2 separate regions of the Mus musculus genome follow, and region 2 is linked to region 1. A link is a loop called in an ENCODE intact Hi-C map of the cell type or tissue named here. Cell type or tissue: left cerebral cortex. All regions are shown on one strand. Links, peaks and the distances in the headings refer to the core of each region. The heading gives the core; the rest is flanking DNA. Region 1 holds the start of Dlgap2 (DLG associated protein 2). Region 2 overlaps Dlgap2 (DLG associated protein 2).

Region 1 (8,337 bases), core at 158-8,157:
GGGGCACCGTGGAGAGGAGGAGAAAAGTGGATATTAGAATCTTCAACTTGATGTGCAGTCTAGATTTTTTATTCGAGGTCTGGAAACCCACCTTCCTTCCTTCCTTCCTTCCTTCCTTCCTTCCTTCCTTCCTTCCTTCCTTCCTCTCTCTCTCTCTCTCTCTCTCTCTCTCTCTCTCTCTCTCTCTCTCTTTCGATAGTGGAATCCAAATGGAGTGTGCTACAAACACTAGAAAAAAGTCACATCAGATACCTTTGATCCATTTGTGTATCTTTCACACACCTTAGTATTTTGCTCTGAAAGTGCACTGCAGTTGATTGATCATAGGAAAAAACATCTTATGGAGGCTGTTTTTATGGAAAAGATCTTGGGATTTAGGGAAATACAGGGCTGTTCACCTGTCTCTCCTCTATTCGACACCCATTCACCTTTCTGTAAATAGTCACCTTATTGATTAAGTTTTGGTCACATTTAAACTTCTTGACAACGGAGACGAAAGCCCCCTATTATATTTACACGGAGCCTAGAGACCGGCCCAAGGTTAAGCAGGTGTAGTGAGTATCCCCAGAGCCCGGTGCCAAACTATGTCTTTAGTTGTCAGCACCTTTTACTCTAGGCCACAGAAACTTTTCTTGACTGTTCAGTGGATCTAAAAAGGGTATCCCCACGAATCTAATTAGGTTTCATCAAAATATGGCTAATTTTGCTGAATTTGCCAGACTGTTTTTTGTTGTGTTTCTGATTTCGCTGAGGAAAAAAAAAAAGATAGTTTTTTTTCTTTGCTTCCGAGTGCAGCAGCAAACAAGGGCCGACACCATCTCAGCCCTCTATCTGGACCAGGTTTATGACTAAAGATTGCTGTTCAAGGTGCTGGGGATTCCTGTGAGCCCAGAAGCAGCAGTTTACCAGAGCTGGGAGGTAACAGGTGGAAACAGTGGTCTTATTTCACAGCACCCAGAGCAGCACTGTGCTCTCTTAGTGGCCAGTGCTGAGAGCTCCTATCTTCCATCGCTCCCTCTCTATGACCTGGGAGCCCAATAGGCTTTCACCGTGCAGAGTTCAGGGTGCCGATGCGTCTGCAGATCCCACATCTCGGTTCACATTGAGCTGGCCCTTCCCAGGCGCATTGGCTTGCTTGTGGGTTCCCACGCTGACCTACAAACACACGGAGCACACGCGGTGTGGGACCTCTCCGCTCCCCCTCCGGGAACCATCACTGTCCTGGAGTGACCCAACGCTCTGCGCGCAACAGTTGGGATCCGCTGTGCGCGGGCTCCCGGGCCGTGAGCGCCATGCGACCTCTGGGCCAGGCTTGCCATTGGCAGCGGCACCGCGGCCTGAGCGCTCCCCCTAGGCGCGTGGCGCTGGGCCCTTCCTCAGATGGAGCCACGCACCGGCCGCCCCCCAGTGCGCCGGTGCCTCCCCGGGCGCCGAGTGCGCAGGCGCCGGCCGTGAGGACCGACCGTGCGCCGGGCTCGAACGGGGTCGGAGCGCGCGGCGGCGGTGGTGGCGCTGGCGGTGGCGGTGGTGGAGGCGATAAGCGGTAGCGGCAGCGGGGGACAGACAGACTGCGGATCGACGCACGGACCCAAGGATTCTCGAGCTTGGGAGCTGGCGGCAGTGCTGTGCGCACCGCCTGGCCTGAGGGGTGGCCACCTTGCCATGTCGCTCTGCACCCACTGAACTAGGAAAGCCCAAGGATGTCTGCTCTGAGGAAGGTGCGAGACGCGCGGGGCCGCGGGGACCGGGATGCGGGGACCTGGGCGCTAAGTGGCGAGTGCCGTCGGGGCAGGGAGGGGGCGGTGCTGCGAGCCGGACCGGCGAGGGCCCTGCCTGAGTGGCTGCGTTGGGGATAAGAGGCTCCCGGGGACCCGATCCGGGAGCGTGAGAATAACCCCAGGGACGGCTGGTGCTCCGGGGTCCGCCGCTGGGGTCCTTCCGGGCTGCAGCGCCCCGCGGCAGGATTGCTGGCACACGGGCTCCCTGGGTGCAGGAGCGAGGCGGAGGTGTGAAATTCCCCGCTCCGCGAGGCCGGGTAAGGGGGTGCAGCCCGGGGCCCCGGCCAGAGAGGGACTCTGGTGGGGCAGTGGGGTGCGACCTGGGTTTCCCCTCCCCCAAGCCCGGGTGGACACCCGGACCTAGACTGGGAATGAATGAAAGGTGCTTGGAGCTGGTGGTACGGGCACTGGGGTCGCGGAGGCGGGGAGGGGCCACTTGTGCCCTTTGCAACAGCCTTCGCGCCCGGCAGGGCCTGGGCCTCGGGCTTGGGAGGGGGTGGCCGCTGCTGGGCTCTCCAAGTGCGAGCCGGGAGCACGGGGGCTTTTTTAGGGGTGGTTGCTAAGCGAAGCGCTACCCAGCGCAGGGTTTTGTAACTAAGCCTCCCCCGGCAGCTGCTGTTGCTGTTCTCGGGCTCTTTCCCTAACGATCGCAGAAGAAATAATGAGGATGTAATTATTACAGCCCTGCGCGGCGAAGGGCTGGGGGGCGGCAGGCACCGGCTCCTCTGCTTGACGCTGGCCAGGTGGGGCCGGGCGGGGCAGGGGATTTCTCTCCCATCCTCCTGGAGCGGCTGGGTGGCGGGAGATGCTCGCTGGGACCCGAGGCAGGGGCCGGGGCTGTATACCGAGTTAGAAGAGATGGGGAAGGGCAGCAGGCAGTGCCTAGGCGGGCGTAGAGTGTCGCAGGTGAAAGGGAACCGGGAGCGCCGCGGCTGCTTAGCCGTTTCTCACCCGAAACTCAAAACACTTCGGGAATGTGGTGCCAGCCGCCCGCATGTCGCTTCCTTCTTTTCAAATGGATGTGGATTCCGGCCCGGGTCGAAATCCAAATGCGTGACTGACTGATCAGCCTTAGCCGGCTTGTATCGATGAAGAGTATAAAGTAACGGGCAGCGAATTCGCCCTCGCTCTTGATGAACTCTGCCAGTCCGAGCTGTGGGCGTTTCAGGGCTGGAGATTAAAGCGTACCAGTTTTTCCTGGCGTCTAATACTTGGAGGCGGGAGGGAGCTGTCTGGACTCGGAGCCTTGGGATTGCTGTTAGTGGCCAGGTGGGTACATCAGCCTACAACCTTGAGATCTGACCGTTACCTTGGATCCCAGTCACCTGTGTTTTGCAGAAGGCTTTTATTGTACAGTCCACAAACTAATTGCATTTGTATTGAGAAAACAACCCGGAGTCACAGAATAGCCCAAAGTAACCCAGGACCGCTTCAGAGTTGTGTACAAATCTGAAGCTGACTTACTTAATCCAACCTCCCCAATAGTATATAGACTTTAAGTGCACTATAGCGTGATTTTCATCTTCATATTCCCTGTGGAAGGTGCTACATAGCCAAGGCCAAGAAAAATTTGGTGATATGATGAAAAATAATAAAATTTGGCAGGTCAGGTTGTTACTCTGGTGTTTTAAAAATGCCGTTTAATGCCATTAATCAGGATTCTCCAGTAGCCAAATTGTCTTGTGCAGGCAGTAGGGTGACTCACACAGATTTGGCTTCCATGGTAATTGTAGATTGTGCATACGACTTCCTTTTAGATGGTGTGACTTTTTTCATTACTTAGAAGGGAACAAATTAGAATATTTTCCGCCCCACATCTGGCTGCCTGGCTGGCAGGCCTCAGGGAGCCCGCTGCTCGAGCACATCTGGATTGGGAGAAACATAAATCCAATGGAAGATGGGCAGTAATCCGCAGCGACACCACTTCTCCATTCCATGGGGCTGATGTAGTGAATATGGGTTTTGTTCTCTGAGATGGTCTGTTATGAGCTGTTTATGTCCCACTATTCCCTTCTGAAATCATCTCCACTGTTAAGTCAGTAGAGGTAGAGCCATAACTCTTGCTCTGACCTGTGAATACCTTGTATTTTAGGTCAAAGGGTAATACACCAAATGGTGAGTGCTATGTCACATAACTCAAAGGAACATAATTAAAATTACCGCCCCTCCCCCATGGAACTTTTGTATTCCCCAGAGAAACCTTCCAGGCTGAGCAGTGCCAAGCTCCAGTCCCTTTGCTGCCTGTGCAGCCATAGTGAAGTCAGCCTGTGTGGTTGGCGTTGCTGGCGGGAGGCAAGAAGCTCATTTGCAGATCCCTCATGTGCTGCGCTCGCTCGAGGGCGCCTCTGATTCAGGTGGTTCAATGGCAGTGTTGTCATTTCTCCAGAGTGACGTAAGTATGTCCCTCTGTGGCAATCTGTTGCATCTCCTATTTTTGTCCACTTCCTTTTTGACAGTGATAGAAATTCCAAAATGAATATTAGAAGCAAAAACATGCTTCTTAGAATTTGACTCACGTACCCAGAACACGATCCACTGCGGAGCTAAAAAGTTCTAGGGTTTTATTAAGGGTTACAGGACTTTTAATGCTGTAATATTCCTTTAGGATTATATTTGAGGCAAAAAAAACCCAAACCAAACAAACAAACCAAAAAACAAAATCAAAATCAAACAACCCTTCATCACAGTTGCCCAAGGAGTGGAATGCTATACACTTTGATTATAGAATTTATGAAGATGTTAATTAAATATTATTTATTGACCCTTGGAATGGATAAGCCCTGATCATGCATTGGCTACAATAAAAATAGCTGTGATTCATCATTTTGGCCAGATGGAAGTCATATTTAGAGCATTGCAGTATGTTGGCTATAAAGGAATCAGAGATTCACCACACAGGAAGTTAGTGGGCAAAACATTCCATGCAGTTGAAACTGCTCTTACCCAACCACAGTTTTCCCTAGCCTTTGCTTTTCATCTTATGAGGACTCACGCTTTACCGGCATCAACCGAATATGTTCAGTTGTTTCTCGGTACTTGTGTGTGGGCATTTTGAACATGACCACTCACTGGTATTCATAATAGAAGCATGCCAGGTTTTCAGGAGGCAAGTGTCAGGGGCTCTGATTCTGACCAGGTGTGGGATTGCAGGCTCCCGTGCTGGTGTGAAAGCCACAGCCGCCCTTGGTCAGCTCTGCCTCCCAGGGCTTCAGAGCTGTGGCACACAGTATGTTTAGTTCTTAATCTCTTTGGCAAAGGTGATGGGGATTAGCCAGCTGATTTTCCTTGATCCTTCCATTTTCTCTAAACATGAGATGGCCTCTCCATCAGTTCATTAGGGTCTTAGTAGTGTCCCTTTTTATGGGCCAAGGAGAACAACTGTTGTTCTCTGTCTGCCACGACACTGGAGGGGCGAGATCCCGTAAAAGCTTTTGCATCTGGTGTTGCTAGGGAGCTTTTCCTGCTCCTGTGATAAAAGCCAATAGTTTATCATCCAGCCTTTCTTTCCTGACCTCCCAAGATGTAGTGACCTTATTGGTTGCCAGGATATCATGTTGTGTGAATTTACTCAGCTCTGCTTTTAGAGATCCCTCCCATGCGTAGGGTGTGGCTGTGGTGGGCCACCTCCTTCCAGCAGTGGGACGAATGATTGACTGGCCCGGCACATTGCAGGATATGTGACTTTGTCAGGTTGTTCAATCATTAAAGGACGTTGAAGTCTACTCAAACCTAAGTTTTTTATGTGACTTCTGAGAAAAATGTTTCAGAAATAAGAATGAAAAGACAGAAGGCTTGAAGTTGCTGTAGTCAATTTGCAATCTCTCTAAAAGATAAGGTTGCAGTCCATTGCTCCTGTCTAAGGAGGACAGGGCAAGACTATTTGAGAGAACCATCTTTACCTGTTGTTTCAGAGATGGAAATTCTCCTGTTGGATTGGGTCATCTGCTCCTGACAGTCAAGTGTTTTTATGAGTAGGTTTTCGTTTATTCAGAAGCTTCCAAGTGAAAACTTTCATTTTGGAGCAAGATTTGTTCATTACGAGGTGATGTTTTTGCCTAGTATACTTCTTATGTGTTCCCACCGGAACAAAAAGAAAAATTCTAACCAATTAGGTCTGGAAAGGGAGAGACGTTTGGACACATACTGCCAATAAAATTATAGCAAAAAAAATTAAAGTAACTTTGTGTATATAATTAGCCATTGGTCTAAAAATGATACCCCGTGCTGTGCATACTGAGGGAGACCAAATAATAGGCATAAGAATACAGCTGGAAATGAAAGAATGTAATTATTCCCTAGAGCCCATGGAGTAGCCAGGCAATATGCAAACATATGCTCTTGTGCTTAATGGACATTGGTCCTGCTGTTTCTGCACAAGGTGACAAGTGGTATCTCATCCTGTTGGTGTAAAGGATGGCTGAGTTCAGGTCTGCTGTCATCTGCCTACACTACAGAGTGGCATTTGGCAATCTGGTTGGCCTCGCTGCAGTTTAGTCACCCTTCACCAAAAGGGGATGATCTCATGTTACTTTGGTGGGATGACCTCATGGCTTAAGTGGATCAATAGCATCAGTGTTGTAGGAAGGATGCTGTAGAATGTTCATTATGTCCTGACTCTTTCAGTTATGAGGAAGCAGAGCCAGTTTGAGCCACCAGAGCTGAAAGTTTTAAATTACCCTGACTTCTGAGAGAATTGTAGCACTCTTGCTTATTTATATATTTGTTTGTCAATCCTTCAAAAAAAAAAAAACCATCCAAATGTAAGTGAACTTAACCAGTAAAAGCATGGAAGAAATGTTAATGAACTAGGTAGGGCCAGTAACTAGGCAACATTAAAGTTAAAGACATTTTTGAATGTTACATTTGACTATGAGCTCCCTAGGAGTCATAGCAACAAAACCCAAAACACACAAACCTTTACCTGGTTAACTTGTTGCGTTGGACATCACAAATACATAAAAGTCGTGTAGGGTCTTTCCCAAGGAGATCACATACGGAAGAGTTGGGGCTGTAACAAAGTAGCTGTTGTGTTAATCCAGAAGTATTTTTCCTGATTGTGCCTATGACACACTACAATGCAAACTAAAGACAACAGAGGCTAAGCATAGCCTGGAAGAGGGCATGCATAGCTGTCCATTTGTCACGTTTTATTTCAGTGGCAAGACGGAGAGCGAGATGGCCAGGACTTTATGGCTTTGCATCACTGACAGGCGTATTACAGTCAAGGTCAAAGATGCATGTCAGCCATGGTGCAGATCCTGTGAAGAACTCAAGCCTTTGAGGTTTATGCATCTCCATAGTTCCTGAAACCCTGGTACATGACATTTTATTGTAAGGCAAGTGACCTTAACATGCTGACGGTAACAGCATGTGAAGAGGGTCCTTCTTAACAAGTGCTTCTAAAATGAAAATGAGCCCACCACTCGAAAACTCTTCATTAATCGAAAATACCAAAATGCCAGATATGTGTCTAATACACTTACCAAATGTTATAGATTAGCCTCCCCTGATTTAAATGTGTTTAAACCACTGGCATTAGCCTATGGATAGGCAAAATTATCTAACAGAAAGCCTCCTGTAGAACTAGGTGAATTATAACTTATCCAGTAGCTGTACTGGAAGCAGAAGCTGGAAGGGTTGTAGAGGATACCCTTCTGTACCATCCTGAGGTTAAAAAACTATTCACCCAGGTAGCTTTGTTATCTCTGACTCATCTCTGGCTTGTTGCCACTTCTTGCTCCCCCATCCTACCTGGTGAAGCTTACTCAGTGTTTGTCTCCCCTGGCCAGCACCTGCTCCACTCCGTGGGATGCCTTACATGTCGGTCTTCCCCAAATCTGCTAAAATGGTAGCATTGTGAACAAAGGTGCTCGGTCTTAATTGCTCACTTATCTGGGCCCAAGAAGATCTCTTGCATCAGCGAATGGTCCCAAGAGCTGCATTCTGCTCAGCACGGGCCAGGATTGTCCCAGCTCTGTCTTGGAGTTGCTCTTTGCTCTGTCGGACACTCTGTCTTTTGTGAAGGTTAGCTCCCCGTTCCCTCTCCCTCACTCCCATCTGCTCCATCTTGTAACTTTGTATTGCACTTTGGCCACAGAGCACCACATTTTCGCTACACTTAATAATGTTTTCTTTTTAAAAAAATTGTGTCTTATGTGTGTTTTACCTGCATGTATGTGTGTGCCATGTGCGTGTCTGATGCCCCTAGAGCCAGAAGAGGGAGCTGGATTCTTGGCAACACCTAGAGTTGTAGACAGTTGTGAACAGCCAGGTGGGTTCTGGGAACTGAGCATGGGTCCCCTGAAAGAAGATCAAGTGTTCTTCACCATGGAGGTAGGTTCCCCAACCCCTAATTTATTTTCCAGATATCTTTCATACTTTTCCAGACCTAGTTGAACACTGCTTCCCTGTGGCATATTTCCCAGACCTGATGCCAGATGAGGTCATCCTCTTAGTTCTTGCTTTGTGCTCAACAGGGACCATGGAAAGCACACTGGGGTGCCGGTGGCCATTTGCTGTCCTTGGTGCTGTAGGAGAGCTATGAGAAAGACAGAACTAC
Region 2 (8,337 bases), core at 260-8,259, 160 kb after region 1:
ATTGAACTTTTCGAGTGCCTTTGGGCAGCAAGATAATTTCATTCTCCTTTGGCTGCCTTCTGTAAATCCTTCAGAGAGAAGGAAAGAAACCCATTACAGCCCTGCCTGGATGTTCCCTTAAGCTGGCTGCGAGGGAGTGATGTGTGCCTGGCATTTGGGAGTCTGCGGCTGTCCCTAGATTTAGTGCAGGTGTCTTATCCAGGACGGAGGCAGGGAGGAGACTGTCAAGATTAGATATAGGCGCCATTTTTGAACACAAATCGTCCGCCTTTGGGAAAGTCAAGGTGAATTCTACCATGGACTGTTTATGACTTCTTCAGGCTCCTTATATTTTCCTGTTTGTGGTCAAATGAAAGCTGCGTGGCATGGTAAAAAAATAAAAAGAAAAGAAAAAATTGAGGCTGTGTCAGGAAGGGAATATTGCTTCAAAGAGATCAAAAGTGAGATCTCTAGATTATGCTGGCGGCTTTTGGGGGGTAGCAGCAGCCTGGGAAAGCTCTGAGGGGGAAGCAGGAAGCTTGAGTGTGAAGTTATCAGTGCTCCAGAGCCAGGTGTCCACATGGCTTGACCCAGAGACCTTGACTCAGAGTGGCTGGCCCTGGGAATCATTGATCAGTCTCTAAGGTCACATGTCAATAAATGGCCATGACTATTCCTCAACATAGTGGCCCTCAGGTTAGACATTTCTATATACAGCATGGCCTTTAGGACCTGGCTGAAGCATAGGTCTCTCAGTTCAAGACCCAGGGGAAAGGTGACATTGTAGTAATTCTGATGATACCGACACAGAGAGACAGAGCCAACTGTGGAGAGACCTCATTGGTGTAATGACTGGGTTTATGTCTGTTTCCTCCTTGAGAGGGCCATACTCAGCAGAAGAATTACTCTGTGTTCCTGCACTCTAAGCCTTGAAGGCTTAGGGCTGCTCTTGAGGAAGAGTCAGCCATAAACCCAGGGGACAGTCCTGGTTGATGGAGACCATCAACACCATAGGCTCTGGATCACTGGCTAGAGCTGACACTGTGGTTCTTGCCATGCTCTTGGAGATTAATCGGATGAGCTTTTCATAAGCTATGGTTTGTGTCCCAATGCAGCAGTTAACTGGGCAAAAATCAGATATGCTTTTGAACTCTAATCCCACGTTTTCCGTAGCATTTACTAGATACAGATCTGCTTATTGCTTTATTTTATTTGATGTTTTGTATAAGTAGATTTTATCCACCTTCAGAAGTTATTTATGCTGTTCTGTACAGCCGATTATATTTAGGATAAAAAAGCATTCTTTACTGCACACAAGGTGTTCTCAGGGAGTGGAGGAAGTAGCATTCCTGATGTCTCCCTGGGACACGGCTGTCAGTCGTATGAAATCCATTACTCTCATGTCATACTACCGTCCTGGCTGAAATCTCTGGACAGCTGCCACTGCTGACCGAGGGCTGTCATGCCTGGTCTTGTGGAGCATGTGAGAGTTCAGTTTTTCTCTCAGTGGCTTAGGAGGCATGGCCATAATTTTTTTGCTGAGAATCTCCTGTTGCAGACTCGTTCCGGCCTGTGCTCTGCGAAAGCTTTACATTGTAGGATTTTCTTGACAAAAGCAATTTCTATTGTTTTCTCCCTCAAATCAAATGAGACCCTTCCTTCACCTTTTGTTTCCAAGCTTAGACTCCTAACAGAGCTTTTTGCTTTATATTTCCCCACAAGTTTTCTGAATGAGGGATGACAGCCACTGAGGTTAGGTCCTCAGTGAAAATCCAGCAGAGTGTCCCAGCAAGACTCCATTGTCAGGCTCTAATTACACCTAATCTTTTAAAAGCCACCTGGAAAATTGGTGTGCCCATTTCCCTGCACACAGCAGACCCTTCAGAGCCATGTTCCAGATCTCTTAGGGCCTATTAGGGTGTGTATTATTACTCAGTGGCAGCCACATCCCAGGAGAACCATATGCAATCAGCACACTTACTTGATTAACCTTTTTGATGAAAGATGCATGTTATCAGCTTTTCCCATATGGGTTGATCATTGAGTCCGTCTCGGGTGCAGCGACTTTTGCGCCATACCAAATGATCTTATTAGAAAGTCCCTTAGAGTAGCTAACGAAGTGCTTTACCTCTGCCTGAATAATAACCAAGTGCCTTTTATTTATGTGTTTTGAAACAGGTTCTGCCCGGCATCCTGCAGAAGCATTGCTGCATCTTACCAGACAGGAACACAGGTAGGACTCTTCCTGATCGGATCGGAGACCACGGGTTGTATGTCAGTGACCAAACGAGATGCCAGATTTAGATGTTTTGCAGGCTTTTTGCACTTTCCTCCTCCTCCTCCTCCTCCTCCTCCTCCTCCTCCTCCTCCTCCTCCTCCTCCTCCTCCTCCTCCTCCTCCTCCTCCTCTGATGGAATAGGAATCTTGTGGTGCATACTTGTATTGTGCTGTAGCTTTGCATCGTGGATGGATACTGTGGGTAGAGCGTAAGTGCTCTGCATTGTTTCTAAGGAAAGTGGTGGAGAGAAAGAAGGTCTAAAAGCCATTATGGGACTTGGTTTATCATTAAAGAGGAGACTGTGAGGTGTGTTTTCTGTAGCTCTGTAGATCTTGATTATTCCATGCAGACAGCCTGTCATTGAAGTTATTTTCATCAAAATGAAAAGTCTCAGACTCCGAGGCGCGGATAGTGGATGCAGCTGCTTCTTGCAAAGGGCTTTGCAGAGCTCGCAGATTCCTAAAATCGACTGTCTCCTCAAGTACAGGTGCACGTGCCGGGGTATTTTTGTTGGGTATGAAACGGAGGTTTTCGGATTCTCTGTCTTCTGGGATGACACTCAGGCACTTGCTCTGGTGATATTTTCACTGCCATGTTATGCATATAAACAGGCATGGTCTCTAAGGGCCGGAAGGCTTATGTTGCATATTCCGAGGTTTGGGGGAAACAAATTTACATCTTTTAAAGTAAGAATTGTGGATATATTGTTACTGATGCCATCCTTTTCAAAGAGTTTGTTTCTTTTTATTGAAGCAGTTGTATCTTGTTTACTGTATTTATAGAGAAACATAGATGTAACACAGTTACATATTGTTTAAGCCTGTGTTTTCTGACAGTCTTGGGTAATAGTGAAGATGCTGGATGCATGCTGTGAAGAAATACGGTGATGTGTGAGGAGCGGGGGTCAAGTTGTTTGGGCCATTTCCCATATGCCATCAAGGCAGTGAAAACAAGCTAAGCTCTGGTAAATGAAGTTACCCGTGGACTTTCAGGACTAAAATGAGTTTTTACTGGAAAAACAAACAAAAAATTTAAAAAATTAAAAAATTTAAATAAAATGAGTTTTTAGTATTTTGAGACACTTTGCTGTATGCAAAGCTTCAAGTGAGTTTGGGAGATGTTGCCACCTCAAGATAATTTATTTTCATTTTCTAAGAGTGCTGTTTGTTGGTGCCTAGACCCAGGAAGGCTGCCTTCACTGAGTTCAGTCTTTCTGAATTAAACATGGCTGGTTTTGAAATAAAAGATAAAATTCTTTTGCCCTAATTTAATTGCATGTGATAATTTTGGTGAATGAGCTAAAAAGATGGATTAATTAATTAATTAATGATGTTTCTCTATACTACCCGGTTTTGGAATTTGTTCATAAGAGAATGAAGGCACATGCTGAGCATGTGTTTTTGCCTTTGTTGTTTTGTGAAGAAACCCACGGGCACACCGGCTTTACGAAGCACACGGGGACTGCAGTGTAAGTCCACACTGTAACTGAGGTGCGGCTTGGTGGGATAGTTCTCAGGGTGTTCGTAGTTCTGGGTTGAATTCAGCGTTTACTTTCAGATCCTTTCCTTTTCTGATGTCAGTGACCTTTAATAGCGTGACCCATTTCTTGCCTTTGGATTGAGACACAGACATCTGTGTACCTTATTAACCCAGCCAACAGCTATGTGCACTGGCGTCAGCTTTTGGGATATTAATTACCCTTGTCACATACCCTTGTCTCAGGGTTGGTTCCTGTGCACCTCTATTCAAAGTGGTGATTCATACATAGGTGGCTGATGGACCACAGGGCGTGCTGACCCCCGGGTGAATTTGTAAACTTTTCAAACAGCAACTTCCTCACCTTCATCTTTTGATTATAGCTGGCGATCTCCAAGATAAAAGCTAACCTGTCTTTACAGGGTTCTAGGCAGCACAGGTTTCCCACTCTAAGACATGATTACCTCTTGTATAGCTTGAACACTTTCCACCCTTATCTTCTGGGGCGTGGGAACTTTGGTTTCTGTATAAAATGCAGGACACAGTATAAACTATTGAGTTTTCTCCTGTTCTTCCTGCTTCGTAAGATTTGTGTGTAAGAAGATTAGAGCAAGGTATTAGTGGCAACTGATTGAGTGTATTTCCCTTTTAGTGTGACAGACCGTGCAACTGTTGGCAGCTATTTGGTTCTTACATCTGGGCTCTGAACGTGTTTGTTAGCAGTTTGTCTCAGCGTGGTCACACAGGTTGTGGGATAGCAGAGTGTGGGGCGCTAGGAGCAGGCTTTCCCTTGCCTCTGGGATTGGCTGCCTCAGGGTGTTTGTCTGCGTCCTTCAGAAGACAGCCTGTTCTGCCACCAAGAATGAAGACATTTTGGGAACAAATTCATCTCACAGAATGGCAAAAACATTCATTCCCCACAGGCCTTGATGACAACAACAAAGTGACAGGCTGTATGCAGACTAAGTATGCTGGGAGATTTGACTTTGGGCTATCTTTCATTCCAAAGTCACAGAAAGGTGATCGTGAAACATGTTCTTCAGGGAAGTTGAATAGAAAGAGCTTAATGATCTTGATGTGTGCGGCTGTGATTCTTGCTTCTTTGCCAGCTCAAGATGGCATTCTCGAAATACCTGAGCATATCTGTCTCCAAGGTTGCCTGACTACCAGTGAGAACTGCTACGCACACACCTTTCCTCAGCAGGGTGACGCTGGGGAGGTGGGAACCCAAGCCCCTAGTGTTTGCCAGTTTCCATGTTGCCAATTCTCCCACCATGGCCCATTCCCAGTTCTGCTGCAAAGGTCCTGGGAAGAGAATTGGGAGGGGCCTGTACTCTGATCAGTCCTTTGGGCAGGTAGAGACTTTTGACCGTCTTCTGTGCAGCCTTCCCTGGGTACTGACTGTGGTTAAACATGGTCTTCATGTGGTGTAAATTTCTTAGTGTATTTGGGCTGAATAGAATCTTGGATTAAAACCTAATGTTTGAAATAGGATCCCTAATTTTACAATATTCACATATGTTGGACAGATCTGGTTTTTATATGAAGAATATATATATATATGTGTGTGTGTATATATTATATATGTGTGTGTGTGTGTGTGTGTGTGTGTGTGTGTGTACAAGGAGCAGGGGGGTTGTTGAAACTAGACTGACTGCTGGCCAGCTTACAAATTTAGTTCAGAAAACAGAGGGGACACACATCTCTGTTGAAATGACAAGAAAGGGTGGTACTTTTACATCTACTGGGTTTCTCATGAGCCAAAGGTTTTTCAATATCTTGTAATTTCACAGAGAACACATATGGGGAAACCAATGTGTCAGTTTGTTCTTTTTCTATGGCCCGTCTGCAGGGGCATGACTCAAAGTGATTGGTGCCAGAGACAGGGCACTTGGTTTATACACATATGGTGGGAATACTGTTTCCTGGTGTGGCAGAGAAGAGACTGCATGGTGGCCCTGCAGTACCTTTGGTTTAGAGCTTTGGTACTACCTTTGGCTATTGCCTGTGAAGGAAAGACACTGCCCTCTTAAGATGATAGGACACAGACCCCACTTCCTGGCTTTCTCCTCTACATAGCTGTGGAACATTGTTCTGTAACTCACTCAGCATCTCACACTGCATTGGTCTGCGATGCTACAGTAACCTCGGGACATCCTTCCTGTCTGTGCGTGACTCTGACAAAGTGCAGGGCAGACTCATGTGGATGAGGGATGGTGATGCTGTTGTGGGGGAACCTGGGTAAATGTGGAGCTCCTGGACTACCATGCATGGTGCCAAATGATGCCATTTTAATATTATGGGTTGATGGTTTATTCTCTGAGAGGCCAAATGCTTCAAGTGAGCTCTTTTACCCAGTTACTGCAATTATTTATACTACCTTTTTTTTCCCTTTCAAAAAAGAATTGAGGTTGTGCAAATGGAATGCCATATGATATGATTCATAAACTAAGAATAACAGGCCCCGAGCTAAATGGAGAAAGTAAATGCTGCGAGCTGCGGAGATTTGCTTTCTCTGTCTCCTAACACTCAGTGCCGTCGTTGAGTGAGCAGAATGCTTGTTTTCTGTGCTCTCTCCCCCGGCCCACCAACCAAAGATAGAAGAGAAGCCTCTCGCGCATCAAAGGGCTTAATTTCATAAACCGAGAAGGGTTTATTACAAAATTGGTGGTGTTTCAAAACTACTGCCAGGATGTAAGTTTATAGATCAATAGTTTTAGGACTAAAATAGCTTTATTCAGTGTGTTTTTTCTTCACCTATAGGTCTCATTGTATCTTAGACGGCAGTTATTCACTAAAATAGAAAATGGTGCACCCCAGTAGAGATACAGCCAAGAATGAACTGTGCTTATTCCCAGCCCTTATGTATGGAGCCTGAGCTATCGACTCCCACAGACCTGGGTGCGCTTCGCTTCGGTTTCTCACTGGTGAGAGTGGTACATAGACAAGAGGCCATGAGGACTATGGCCAATGCTCTTGATTTTTCTCTGAGAGATTTCAGACTCACCCTGTAGTTTGAACAGTGTCCCTTAATAATATCTCACAAGTTCACCGGAGCACCCTGTAGAGGCCACCACAGCTCTCTGTGGCTGGGAGTAGTCAAATTAACTTCTTGAAGAGGCTCTCAACTTCTGACTACAGTCTCCTATTTGGGAACGTGAGGGATGATTCTTACCCTGTGTCATCCTTTCCAAGCCTGAGTGGCTGTATGCTAACCTTAGCACTGTGTGTTTGCCTAAAATCCCAGAATGCGCTCCAGATAATCAAGAGAAGAAGTGCCCCCCCCCCAATTCATGGTGCTCTAGAGTTTTTTATTTTATAAGCTCTTTAGGAAAAAAAAGGCATACAGGCAAGACGTTTGTTAGTGGTAATACTGTAGGTGGATGCTCTGAAATCTGGTCTGCGGTGGAGCACTGTGGAGAGGACAGGTTTCCTTCAGAAGTCCTATCCCTGTTTCCATGCATGCTGTTGTAGGACTTCTAACATCCATGCTACCTTAGGAGTATCTTAGGATGCTCCCTGCTCCAGCAAGAAGGCTAAGGAGTATCTCAGGACAGCATTGCATAGCCCACCCCCACCCCAGTAGCATCTGGTGCTATGTGGCTGATGCACACCTCATTTCGAGATAAACAGTAAAGACACCCTACACACCCTTCCGTAGTTTGTTCCTGTCTACTTTGCTCTACATTGCCTAGTGCTCTCTACCTCTTGGTACATTAACCATGGCTTTGCCTCACTGAACACTCCCTATTCCTTTCTCCTTTCTGCCATTCTTTTCCTACCCATTCGTTTATAAGCTACCTTAAATTTGTGTTGGCGTTAAGTCAAGGTCATGTGCATTCACCTGTATATGAAACTTATGGCAAAAAATGAAGGTTGATACCAGTGTGCTGGCCAATCAGCAAGCATAGTCTAAGGTCTAAGTTACCAAAGGTGAGGGGATAGCCTTAGACTACCTCCTCTTATTACTATGAAACAAAATGCTGATCTCCTGAGGAGTGGAGATAAAATGGCAGCCTAGCAGTTCTCACCCTCCTCTTCATTGGGTTCTACGAAGCCACCAGGAGCTGGTTTACACAAGGTGCTTCAGGTGGCCCAACCCAGGACTTAGCCATGTTTCTTATCAGGAACAGGAAAGGCCTTCCCTGCAGGACTTGTGGCAGAGCAAAGGCTGGGAGGAGATGTAAGGATGCTCATAGGCTTTCAAAGCCTACAGCTTCTAGCTTGTAACTCAAGTAAGAGAGAAGGAACTATGCATCCACACGTGTTCCAGTGTGGGCCACTGGAACTGGATAATGGCTTACATCTCCAACTACTTAGCTACTGCTAAGAATTGGGAGGTTTGCATATGGGCATGATTTCTAAAGGTGCGACTGAGCATGGAGAGTGGATATGGAACAGAGAGGAGTGTGTGGGCCCAGGATGGGGTGGGTGGGAAGGGTTAGGACGTCCCTGATTGTTATGATACTGTGACTCTGGCATGGCTTCCACATCCTGAATTGATCCAGTGCACGCTCAAAACAAGTTCCCTCGATTGGTTAGTGCAATATAATAATGATTGAATGCTAGAGGTTGGTCAGACTCTTGGCACCAAGTCTCTCCAG

The links. Peaks named below come from ENCODE experiments on the same cell type or tissue, not always from the same donor. Only the 100,000 strongest peaks of a DNase experiment are listed, where the experiment ranks them.
Region 2: a loop joins it to region 1, with 2.9 times the contacts of the local background. A loop is called at or near these places in 3 of 42 quality-filtered maps.

What each region holds. Positions count from the first base shown.
Region 1 is chr8:14,094,424-14,102,760 of GRCm38, forward strand. Dlgap2 (DLG associated protein 2) reads left to right here and starts at 1,452. Exons shown (of 16, transcript NM_172910.3): 1 at 1,452-1,718. In left cerebral cortex, for the core only: a CTCF peak has its summit at 4,114; DNase peaks (open chromatin) are centred at 1,495, 2,395, 2,730, 3,572 and 2 more places; H3K4me3 peaks cover 3,396 bases; H3K27ac peaks cover 3,839 bases.
Region 2 is chr8:14,255,815-14,264,151 of GRCm38, forward strand. Dlgap2 (DLG associated protein 2) reads left to right here. Exons shown (of 16, transcript NM_172910.3): 3 at 2,158-2,212. Among named protein-coding and RNA genes, the nearest start is that of Gm26184, 13 kb to the right of the region's middle. In left cerebral cortex, for the core only: no CTCF peak of the experiment used is centred there; DNase peaks (open chromatin) are centred at 2,679, 4,489, 5,677, 6,228 and 3 more places; H3K27ac peaks cover 3,899 bases.